2 separate regions of the Mus musculus genome follow, and region 1 is linked to region 2. A link is a contact called in ENCODE Hi-C or POLR2A ChIA-PET data. All regions are on one chromosome and are shown on one strand. The core of a region is the stretch at or near the end of the contact, and the rest is flanking DNA. Distances in the headings are between cores, read along the strand shown.

What was found. A loop is a pair of places that touch in the nucleus more often than their neighbours do. ChIA-PET counts read pairs that join two places held with the same protein, here RNA polymerase II (POLR2A).
Region 1: a loop to region 2 is called in a map of heart, with 2.9 times the contacts of the local background. The contact joins the promoter of Urgcp here to the promoter of Mrps24 in region 2. A Hi-C loop is called at or near these places in 3 of 37 maps with a recorded cell type or tissue (gastrocnemius and heart). POLR2A ChIA-PET finds 5 or more read pairs at or near these places in 4 of 5 experiments (Patski and embryonic stem cell).

Annotation. Positions count from the first base shown.
Region 1 is chr11:5,738,718-5,744,599 of GRCm38, forward strand. It overlaps Urgcp (upregulator of cell proliferation), which reads right to left and starts at 2,459. Exons shown (of 6, transcript NM_178623.3): 1 at 2,380-2,459. The coding sequence starts at 2,393.
Region 2 is chr11:5,705,607-5,711,015 of GRCm38, forward strand. Mrps24 (mitochondrial ribosomal protein S24) reads right to left here and starts at 2,095. Exons shown (of 4, transcript NM_026080.3): 1 at 2,018-2,095; 2 at 1,881-1,949; 3 at 1,692-1,803. The coding sequence starts at 2,056.

The DNA.
Region 1 (5,882 bases), core at 1,209-3,708, 33 kb after region 2:
TGACAGAGGAAACCCAAACTATCAAAGAGAAGGCTAAACAGGAAGATCTCTGTAGGTGGGAGTGAGAGCAAGGCTGGCAGGCATCTCCCTGCCTTTCCTCTGGGCAGCGGGCAATCGTAAGTGCTGTTAGAACCGACAGTAACATTCCAGAGTTCATTTTTATTTTAAGACAGGTTCTCATGCATTCCAAGCTGACGTCTTCTAACAGAGGATGGTGCTGACCATCTGATCACCTGGCCTCTACTCCAGAGTGCTAGAATTACAGCCTAGTTTATGTGGTGCTGAGGACTGAACTAAAGTGCTTCTGGTTAGGCCACCTGTAAAGGGTGGGACCTGCTCAGAAGGGGCCAGATGGACAGATGGACTGTGTCGCGTCCTCTCCTCTACAATGCTTACCAGATTCCCCCAGAGACAGCTGTGGTGAGGCCGACTGGAGATGCCCTTTAGTGGTAGGCAAAGAGTCCACGGTCCCTGCCTTCTCTTCTATTTATTTAGCTCAAGACACAGTGGATTATGGGTCATCTCTCAAACACATCTTTTCTTTCTTTGACACTATGCCTAGCACATCTGTAAGGTACTCAAAACAAGTTAAGAGTTTTTTTTTTCTTTCCTCTCTAGTTCTATCATAGATCACTGACACTGCTACTTAGCAAAAAAAAAAAAAAAAAAAAAAAAAAAAAAAAAAATCAAATGTAGAGACACCCCTCCCCAGAACAGCTCCTTCCATTTCTGCCATGTATTGATCTATATTTGCTCTCTAAAACACCTAATATAGTAGTGTATGCATATCAAAGTAAGCATAGATTTCTCCTTAAATGGAGTATACTAAAAGTTTTGTGACCTCAGTTTTGTTAATAGACACCCCTTAGGAAATTACAGATTACTATTAATATTACAAATTAATTGGATCACTCACAACTAGAATCGCAAATATTAATACCACCTATATATACAGACCATGGTTCAGGCATTACACTATTCTGTTATCAGACAATACCATAATTCTGTGGGTCCAGGCACACAGAATTATTAATCCTAGGAGATCCTCCTCCAACCCCTGTCTACAAAGCAGTGTGTTTAGACACAAAATGTACTAAGCTGTCTTACAAGCCTAATGGCAGCTGCCACAGGCTCAAACACTGCCTTACACTTTCCTATGAGGCTGGGCAAGAATGTAGAGGGACCTTGGCCCTCTGGGTCCAAAGCCTGGCCTGCCCAGGATGGATCACAGTTTATTCTCCTTATGAGCTCAAAGTACTGGATACCCAGCTGGCATTGAAAAAGGCCTGGTCTCAGAAGTGCCTGCTTGCCCTCGAGCCTAGAAAGGCATTAGGCAGGTGGAAATTGCCCATGATCTGACTGGCGCCTGCAGGCCTGGATCAAGTTCAGATTGCTTCATTCACCTTCATTCAGACCACTGTACCGAGCCAAATCACTCCCTAGCATAGTGAAGTCTGCCTTTGTGGGAGAGCTAACTTCTACATGCTTCCCCCAGAAGTCCTCCTGCACCTGTAAGTCTTCTAACTGCAATGATACACAGCGTGGGCTGCTACCAGTACTACTGGGTCTGAGACCCTCTGAATGATGGCGTACAGTCAAAAAGATGTTTACCACCTATAGCGATGACCTTGAGACCCATTTTCCTTTCTGTGACATAAAAGCATTAGTCCAATCATGTCATTTCAGATCTCATAACCAGTAAAATCAAATCAAACGGTAGTAATGAACTGTTGAGAAAATGAGAAAAAAATACAAACTATGTGTCACTATATAATTTCCTAAGAACACTATTTGGGAGAGAGAACGAGCACTAGGAAAGAGGTAATACCAGAACAAGTGTAGCCATCCCACAGAAGCACCCCCACCCCCACCCCAACACAGGCAGTCTTAGATCCCGAATCCGCTTTTTCACTCTGGACAAGGGTCCAGTCCAGCTGAGCCCCACTTGCCCTGACGTGGGACAGCCTGGGGATGTCCCCTAATGACTGTGAACCCAAGCATCAACTTCCAACGCAAGCAAGTCTAAACGCCAGAAACACACGTCAGGCCTGCTAAGCCGCTCTGCGGCCTCAGCCGAGCCCTAGGACCCCGAGTCCCCTCCCGCAGCTTCCTTGCTGCCCCTCTCCAGAACCCGTTTCTCCGGCCCTGACCGGCCGCTGTCCTGGCTGGTCCTGCCCGCGGCCCTGCCGGGAGACCCTGGCCCGGCTACGACCGCCCAAGGTCGGCGGGGGAGGCCGCGGGTCGTGGACAGGCACCTGGCGGGACAGAGTCAGCCGGGGTCCGGCCGAGGCCAAGGGGGCGCCGGGTGGTGGACACGCACAGTTCCGCCCGCCCCTCGCCCAACAGGCGCCCCCCGCACACCCGGAGCGCCTCACTCACCCCGGCGACGCCATGAGCGCAGCGGCCTGGGCGCTCCCGCCTCCTCCGCTGCTTGCGCGGCTGCCGCCGGGCGCCGGGGAGGGGCCTGTAGGCCGCCCCCGCCCGCTCCGTTAGGGCGTCGGGCGCCGTGGGCTGAGCTCAGTGGAGGGCAGGCGGGCGCCTGGGGCGAGGGAGAGGACGCCCTGGGCCCAGAGCACTACCTACGGCAGCCACCGGCCAGGCCGGCCCGCTGCCCGGAGGCTGGAACTCACCTGCGGAGCCAGACCTGCCCTGGGGCCACTGACAGCTGCCAGACTGCTGGACACCACCCTCTAGTCCCCGCATTCTGATGTTAATTTCTGTAAGAAACGCACTTTCCTCTACCTCTGGGGTGTACAGTGTTGCTGTTCTAAAGGAAAACAACATCTCTCCTGCTACTAGTTCGCAGCGGGGTGGAGTAATGTTGGCCTCTGAGCTGGTTTCCCACTTTTTTTTTAAGTGTGTATATTAAGCCTTATCTTGTATTACATAGAAATAAAAAGTTTAGAACTTGTGCAGTGGGGTTTCCCAGAATCACCTACAAGCTATGAATATTTAGGCATGTAAAATTTTGAGGCTTGGTTCCAGCCCCTGCTAAATTAGTTTCAAAGACAAATTATATCTTTTAAGAGAAAATACCTAATTTAAAGAAACAAACTCTGGACTATGCAGTGCAAACCACTGCTGGTGGCATTTTTGTGTTATCACATTAAGTTGTTTTTTCAATTTATTTTTTTCATACAGTGCATTTTCCTTTCTGTGACATAAAAGCATTAGTCCAATCATGTCATTTCAGAACTCATAACCAGTAAAATCAAATCAAACGGTAGTAATGAACTGTTGAGAAAATGAGAAAAAAAATACAAACTATGTGTCACTATAATTTCCCTTCCCAGCTCCTCCCCACCTTCCTACCTTCAAGTTCTTTTTCTTTATTTTCATTGAGACAGGTTCTCTGTTTAACACTGTCCTGCCAAGAGCTTGCTGTGTAGACCAGGATGGCCTTGAATTCATGGAGTTCCACCTGCCTGCTTTTTCTCCAGAGTGCTGAGATTAAAAGTGTGCACCACCATGCGGGGCAGGGCCCAACATTGAGATAGTATTCTCTTCACCACTAAGAATATTAAACACCGGGCTGGAGAGATGGCTCAGTGGTTGAGAGCACTGAATGCTCTTCCAGAGGTCCTGAGTTCAAATCCCAGCAACCACATGGTGGCGCCCAACCATCGGTAATGAGATCTGACGCCCTCTCCTGGAGTGTCTGAAGACAGCTACAGTGTATTTACAGATAATAAAATAAATAAATCTTAAAAAAAAAGAATATTAAACACCAAAGAGATTATAAAGCACCGAAGAGATAATTGAACAATTTGCCCATCGACCAGAACACCTAGGCTGGAAACTGGGCTCTGCCTACTTACTAGCTACAGTTGCCCAGATAAGACAGGAGCTCTCCAGGGCCACCACTCCTCATTCTCTTCTTCTCTGAGGGCTAAATAAATGAATACTCCTTTAGTACAGGTTCTCTTTCAGTACTTGAATCCAGTCAGTGCTTCTGGACATTCTTGCCCTCTTCAGGAAAACAAAAGCTAACAATTACTTGAGATGTTCAGAAGACATCAGAGAGCTACCCAGGAAAGCTGACAAATGGAAAGTTCGATACAAAGTACAAATCCAGAAGAAAGGGTGAGAAAGGTTGAGGACTGGGCAATCATAAATGGCTGGATTCAAGGCAGTAATGATCGCCACTAGAGAAGGCCAGACTAAAGCAAGTTTAAAAAACCAAAACAAGCAGGGCGGTGGTGGCCTCGCCTTTAATCTCAGCACTTGGGAGGCAGAGGCAGAGGCAGAGGCAGAGGCAGAGGCAGAGGCAGAGGCAGAGGCAGAGGCAGAGGCAGAGGCAGAGGCAGAGGCAGAGGCAGAGGCACAGGCAGGTGGATTTCTGAGTTCAAGGCCAGCCTGGTCTACAAAGTGAGTTCCAGGACAGCCAGGGCTACACAGAGAAACCCTGTCTTGAACACCCCCCCCCCCAAAAAAAAACAAAACAAAACAAAACAAAAACCTAAATTGATGTGCAAAAGGAAGCCTCTTCCGCCAGGCTGTGGTAGTGCAGGCCTTCAGTCCCAGCCCTCAGGGAGCAGTGTCCCACACCACACATTGGACCAAAGGAAGCCTGTCCCCAGTTGGTTTTTGACTGGTCAATAAAGTTTCCGGTGGCTGATGACTGGGTAGGAAGACAGAGACAGGACTTTTAGGATTCCCAGGAAGGGAAGGAGGAAGAGGAGATTCCTCCAAGACCGGAGTGTAGGAGACGGACCACTCTGGAAAGGCGCAGGAGGGTGAAACAGCTGACATGTAGGTTCAGGGGAAAGCAGCCATAGGAGGGCTGCCTAGCAGGGTCCTGGGCAGCGAAGATGAAATATAGATTTAGTAAGTATTAACTCAGGGATACGGGAGGGAAGTGTGTGTGTTAGCCACGTGGAATAAGGGAGTGGCTTGGCCATTGAGCTGTTTAAGGTTATTTAAGATATAAGGCTGTGTGTGTGTGTGTGTCTTTCTTTCAGGAATCCAGAACATTGGGGCAATAGCGGCATGCGTACCCGCCAGAAAGTATAGAGCAAATTGACAAACTAACACTTCACCTCCTCGCCTCCCTTTACTAGTCGCTGCTGTCTGTGAAGGTCTCAGAGACACCCCGTCCTACATTGCCAATCTACAGAGTGAGTTCTAGGCTAGGCAGGCCTATACAATGAAACCCTGTCTCAAAAAATAAGGCAAAATAGAAATAAGTAAACCATCTCATATTATCAACTTAATTTATAAATCTTTATTTTTAAATGTTGCTTAATCTGCCTGGTTCTGCCTTCTTCAGTGCTAGGACTGAGGAATGCACAACCTCTCCCAGGAGTTTGTTTTGTTTTAAATTTTTCCTTAAAGATTTTTAAATTCATTTTTAATGAAGTATGTGTATGTGAATATTTACACATGATTGCTGGTGGCTGTGGAAACCAGAGGTATCGTATCCCCCTTATCTGGAGTCATAGGTTGAGAGCTACTGGACACAGTGCTTCAAACACAGCTTGGGTGTTCTGCAGGTGCAGTACTCTCAACTGCTGAGCCATCTCCTCTCTCATGCCCTCTTACTGCATTCTTAAGATTTATTATTTCTTATGCATGTGTGCTTTGCCTGTATATATGTCTGTGTTCCTACATGAGTGCAGTGCCCACAAAGGCTAAGAGAGAGCATTAGGTCCCCTGGAACTAGAGTTACAGATGGTTGGTTATAAACTGTCATGTGGGTGCCAGAAACACAACTCAAGTCTTCTAGAAAAACAGCCAGTGCTCTAGACTGCTGAGCCAGGTCTCAGACCCTTGTCTTAATGATGACTATTGCCTAGACAACAGAGACACATAATGCCATTCATTGAAAACAATGTATCCCATTTTTTTACATCTCATTTAGAGTAAAATGAAAAAATATTCTG
Region 2 (5,409 bases), core at 845-3,344:
AAGATTAACAAAATTTTCTCCGTACGCAGGTCAGTCTTCTTGAGCTCACAGACACTGGACAGCATCCCAGGACCACACAAAGTGCCATGTCCCCAACACAAAGGCACAGTAATGATTGAAATACGGCTCTGAACTTCCAAAAGGGCACATTTTACAATATAAGCTTGTTCTACCTCGGCTGGGGGCCTTGTTCTGCCCACCTCCCTGAGTGACCTTGAATGACTTGGAGGTTACAGATAAATTTTAATCATACATTGTAAGCATATGCAAGGGTTGAGGGGTTGAGCAGACAGCAGGGTGGGTATAGTGTCTGCCCTGCAAACCTGAGACGGACCTGAACCTGGAGGCCCAGAGCTCAGGACAGTGGTAACAGCATCTGCAACCCCCACGCTCCCACCGTGAGATGCAGCCAGAGGCAGGACAGTCTCCAGACCTTTGTATGCCAACTACCCTGGCACACAAAGGTGGTGACAAGAAAGAGACCCTGCTTCAAACAAGATGAAGGCAAGGACTGGCCTAAGGCGGTCATACACGGACACCTGCACTCACACGTGAGCATGCACATACAAATGTGGATAGACAATTTATTGTCCGGGAGTCAAAACTCCAGCATCACTGAAAGATAAACAGGCAGGTGACAGGTGCACACCTATACTCGCAGCACTGAGAAAAATGAGGCTGGCGTGTGAGAGTTCCAGCGCAGCCTGAGGTACACTGCCACACTCTCTTAAAGATGGTTCAGCAGGCAAGGGTGCTTGCTTGATCCCTGGGGCCCCATATGGTAGGAGAGGGCTGACTCAGACAAACTGAACACATCCATACATATACACACACAACATGCATACTGAAATGGAAATGAACAAGAAAAATACAAAATAGGAAGTAGGGGGAGAAAAAAAAAGCCTAAAAATACGGGTTCTGTGAGCCATGAAGACTGTAGCACATTCCTGCAGTTTTGTACTTGGGTGAACACCGCATTACATAGGGCACACTCTTCCAGGTCTAGGATCCTATGTAGACTTCACTACCGCATCGCCTCCGGGCTATTACACATCTGTAAATTATGGCTTGCCAAAAAAGCACTGTCAAACCTTGTTTGTAAGCATGCAAATACTGTTCTATGGAGGCTCAAATGAGACTTTAGCAAGAAATATTCAAATTCCTTTCAATATGCAAGAATTCCTTTCTTTCACCATCCTAATATGCCCATCACTCATATGTTCTGTTGTCGGTAACATGTACAGTGTGTGTGCAGGCTTGCTCCCTTGACAGACGCATGGAGAAGACCAGGGGTTAACAGCCAATGTTTTTCCTCTATCACTATTTGCTGCTCGTTTATTTTCTAGCAAAACAGCTGCTCTTCCAAGACTGGCTGGCCAGTGACCCCCAAGAACCAAATATCTCCTTCACCCTCACACCCCTTGAGCTGTGGCACCAAGTGCTCATTTAGGAGCTAGGCTGCACCCTCATGCTAGAGCGGCACAGCATTTAGCAATCTTTCCAGTCCCCTAACTAAATGTGACAGGGTCTCAGTAAGTAACCTTACCTGGCCTTAAACTCAAGATCGGCCTCCCGAGCGCGTTCGCCGTCACGCCCGGCCTCCCACCCAAAAGTTCGGCTCTTTGCCTTGAAGAGTACGTTCAAGAGTGACCCGTGCCACCAGGGTGGCAGTCCTTCCCAGGCGCCCTCACCTGTGTGCAGCGACAGCCAGCCCTTTCGGTGTGCGATGTAGTGCGGGGCGTGCGCCTCCTCGTAGCTCACCGGCTTGTTCCCCTTGGCCACGCGGACTCGCGCCGCCCGATTCTAGGAGCGAAGGTGCGGTCACGGGGAGACCCAGCCCAGCCGCCCTCGCGGCCCCCAGACCCGGCCGCCGCACTCACCTTGGCGCAGACCGCGGAGGTGTGCAGGGTGCGCCAGGCGCCAGGCAGCTCCCGGCTGCAGGCCAGCACCTGCGGAGAGGCGGGGAGTGAGCGGACACCGGATGGCGCCCCAGCCCTCCCGCCCGCGGCCCACTCACCCGCTGCCCTAGCCCGCGCACCGACGCGGACCACGCCATCTTGGGCCGGCGCGACCCGGGACGCGTCAGTGCGCAGCCGCAGGAAGGCGGGGCCTCAGAGCAGGAACTAACGGGAACACGGGCGGGGGCGGGGCGTGGCGAGGGAGAGGGCGTGGCGTGGGTCGGAGTGTGGGACGTCCTGCAATTTTCCTGATACTGTCAGCTAGTCCTTGGTCGGACCTGGTGTTGGGTTTTAAATGCGAAAATTTGGTGATATAAAACTGAGGTGTGGGGCTGGTGAGATGGCTCAGTGGGTTAGAGCACCCGACTGCTCTTCCGAAGGTCCAGAGTTCAAATCCCAGCAACCACATGGTGGCTCACAACCATCCCTAACGAGATCTGACTCCCTCTTCTGGAGTGTCTGAAGACAGCTACAATGTACTTACATATAATAAATAAATAAATCTTTAAAAAAAAAAAAAAAAAAAAAAAAAAAAAACAAAACTGAGGTGTAGCTGGACATGGTGGCGCACGCCTTTAATCCCCGCACTCGGGTGGCCGAGGCAGGTGGGTCTCTGAATTCCAGCCTAGTCCGGTCTACAAAGCGAGTTCCTGGAGAGTCTGAGTTACAGAGAGAAACCCGTTCTGGCAAAACAGAACAAACAAACAAAAGCCATGAAGTTTTTATCCTCATAGAGAGGTGGTAGAAACAGCTTCAATGTCCTCTAGAGAATTGAAGAGAAAACGCGCCGGCCCTCAGGCCCCGCTGTTCCGTGCTTGTGCTCCTACCTGAGACCGCGTACTCTCCAGGAATATCCAATATGACAGCGTCAGCCTCCTTTGGGCTGGGAATAGTCATTTGCCTTCATGCTGAGCAGATCCCAGAAAAGGGGTTGCTGGGTTGGCTCCTAATCATTTAAAGTAAAGAGGCAGTGTGTTGAGGGTCTATTTCTGCGGTGGAGCCACCCAAGGAAGAAAATTTTAAATGGCAAGGAAATTTATGAGGCTAGAGCAATGTCGTTGTAATTATTATTGAGTAATTATTAATGGCAAGGGGGGAATAGAATCGTGAAGAACTCACTCTACTAAAGAAAGCACATGGACTCTAGAGTCTGACTCTCATTATAACAAAATATTGAATGAAGGGATTTTTTGTTTTGCTTTGGTTTTTTGTTTTGGGGGACTGTTTTGTTTTGTTTGTTTTTGTTTTTGAGACAAGGGCTCTCTGTGTAACAAATTCTGGACTCAATTTATAGACCAGGCTGGCCTCAAAGTCACAAAGATCCACCTTTTCTGCCTCTGAAGTGCTGGGATGAGGGGTGTGCCACCACACCTGGCTGGGAACTCCTTCAAAGCATCCATGGGAGTGGACACTTACACTCTAATGTCAGTGCTTGGAAGGCAGAGGCAGATGGATCTTTTATCAGTTCAAGGTCTACATATGGAGCTCCAGGCTCCAAGGCTACAGAGTAAATAAACCCTGTCTCAAAATAAAAGACCATGACCAGGAACTAACTGGTCATTCTTAGAAATAAGTCAACTCCTAGACAAATGCGTACAGGTTCTCTGGATAAAATTGTCATTCTTCCCTTGTTCACGGAGAGGGCGTTGCTTTGGAAATAACCCCAGTGCTTCCTGCCTGCGGCAGGCAATACTGTTTTCAAGACAAGATCTGATGGATCCCAAACTGACCTAGAAGTGTACCACAAACTAACTTTGAACTCCTGATGCTCTGATCTGCTGAGGTATGTGCCACCTTGTCTGCCATAGGTCATCAGTCTTTCTCCACTCGTGTCTTGGCTAGATTTGCTTTGATTTTGCACTTACCAAGAGGCAAACCTGTTATATTTGTACAGTTGAGCGCTGGTTCCATTATCCATTATGTAGACATGAAACATCTCACCCACAGAGCTAATGAGATAGCTCAGCTGATAAAGAACTTGCTGCCCAAGCCTGTTGCCTGAGTTCTGTCCCCAGAGCCCTTGTAAAGGTGGAAGGAGAGGACCACCCTATGATGGTTTAAATGAGAATGACCCCATCAGGCTCCAGATGGAGAAGCTCTCTCTCTCTCTCTCTCACTCACACACACACACACACACACACACACACACACACACACCTTAAGGAAAGTAACCACTTCTTATAGCTATTAGGATGAAGGCATTTAATAGTCAGGCATGGTGACTCACTCCTATAATCCTATAAGCACTTGGGAGGCTGAGGCAGGAGGACTGCTTTGAGTTCAAGGCCAGGCAGAACTACAGAGTTCCAGGCTATACTGACTTATTGAGAGACCCTGTCTCAAAAAACAAAAAACAGAAGACAGCAATTAAGGAATGGCAGCGGGTCTATCAGCCTGAATGGTGCAAAGTTGCTGACTTTGGCTGTATGGGATATGCGTGGGTGAGCTACTGGTATTTGCACTCCATGTTTCCTGAGGGAGAAATATTAGACTTATAGAGGGAAATGGAAACAGGGCTGCTAGCTGGTTGGTGCCTGCACAGACAGCAAGGCCGAGGCCTCCACTTATGTTTCTAAAGTCAAATTCCTTTGGCCACGTGAATCTGGGTCCTTCCTCTGGACCTCAACGGGAATGTTCTATTTTTAATTTTTAGACTACAGCCTCCAACTGTTCCAAATTGTCGATAACTTATAGAGATGTGACCTTTTCAAAATCCATAGTTTTTTACAAATGTAAAGTCTTTTACTTTTCCCCAAATAATCCTTTTAAGCTATTTTTAAATTTCTCATAAAATATTACAATTTTATAGTTTGACAAATTACATAAATTTGCTCTATCGTGGAAAGAGATGTGGTCCTGCAGCATCTGAACTATCCAGGTCGAAACTTGAACCCACTTCCTAGCTGTGCAAAAGCAATGTCAACCTCCCTGTGTCCAGGCCCCCTCATCTGTAAAATGGGGACAGTAATGGTTTCTGGGGATGAGGGTGTAGCTTGGTGTTAGGGCACAAGCATACGGCTTTGGGCACCATCCATGACAACTCGCACCTTATCACCACAGAGAAGTTACACGCCTTCTGTGTTTGTTTGGCTGCTTGGTGGGGTCTTACTGTTTCTTTCACTTGGTTTTGCTTTATTGGACCTCTGAAGCAGAGAGTAGGAAGAACAGACCCTTTGGCTGCTCTTGAACCTCATAAAGGTGATGTGACAAAGTCATACATTCTCCTCCCACAGTAGGAGCTGGCTACATGAGCCGGCATGAAGACTGTGCTTGGAGTTTGTTCCCCCTCCCCAGGCATCAGGCATTAGCACAATCAAATGTGTTCTCTCTAGTCAAGCCATGATGCTGGGGGGGGGGTGGCTCTTCCTCAGTCACCCCTCACCATATTCACTTAAGCATGGTCTCTGAGAACCTCTACAGAGCTCATAAATTCAGTTAGTCTAGCTGGCCA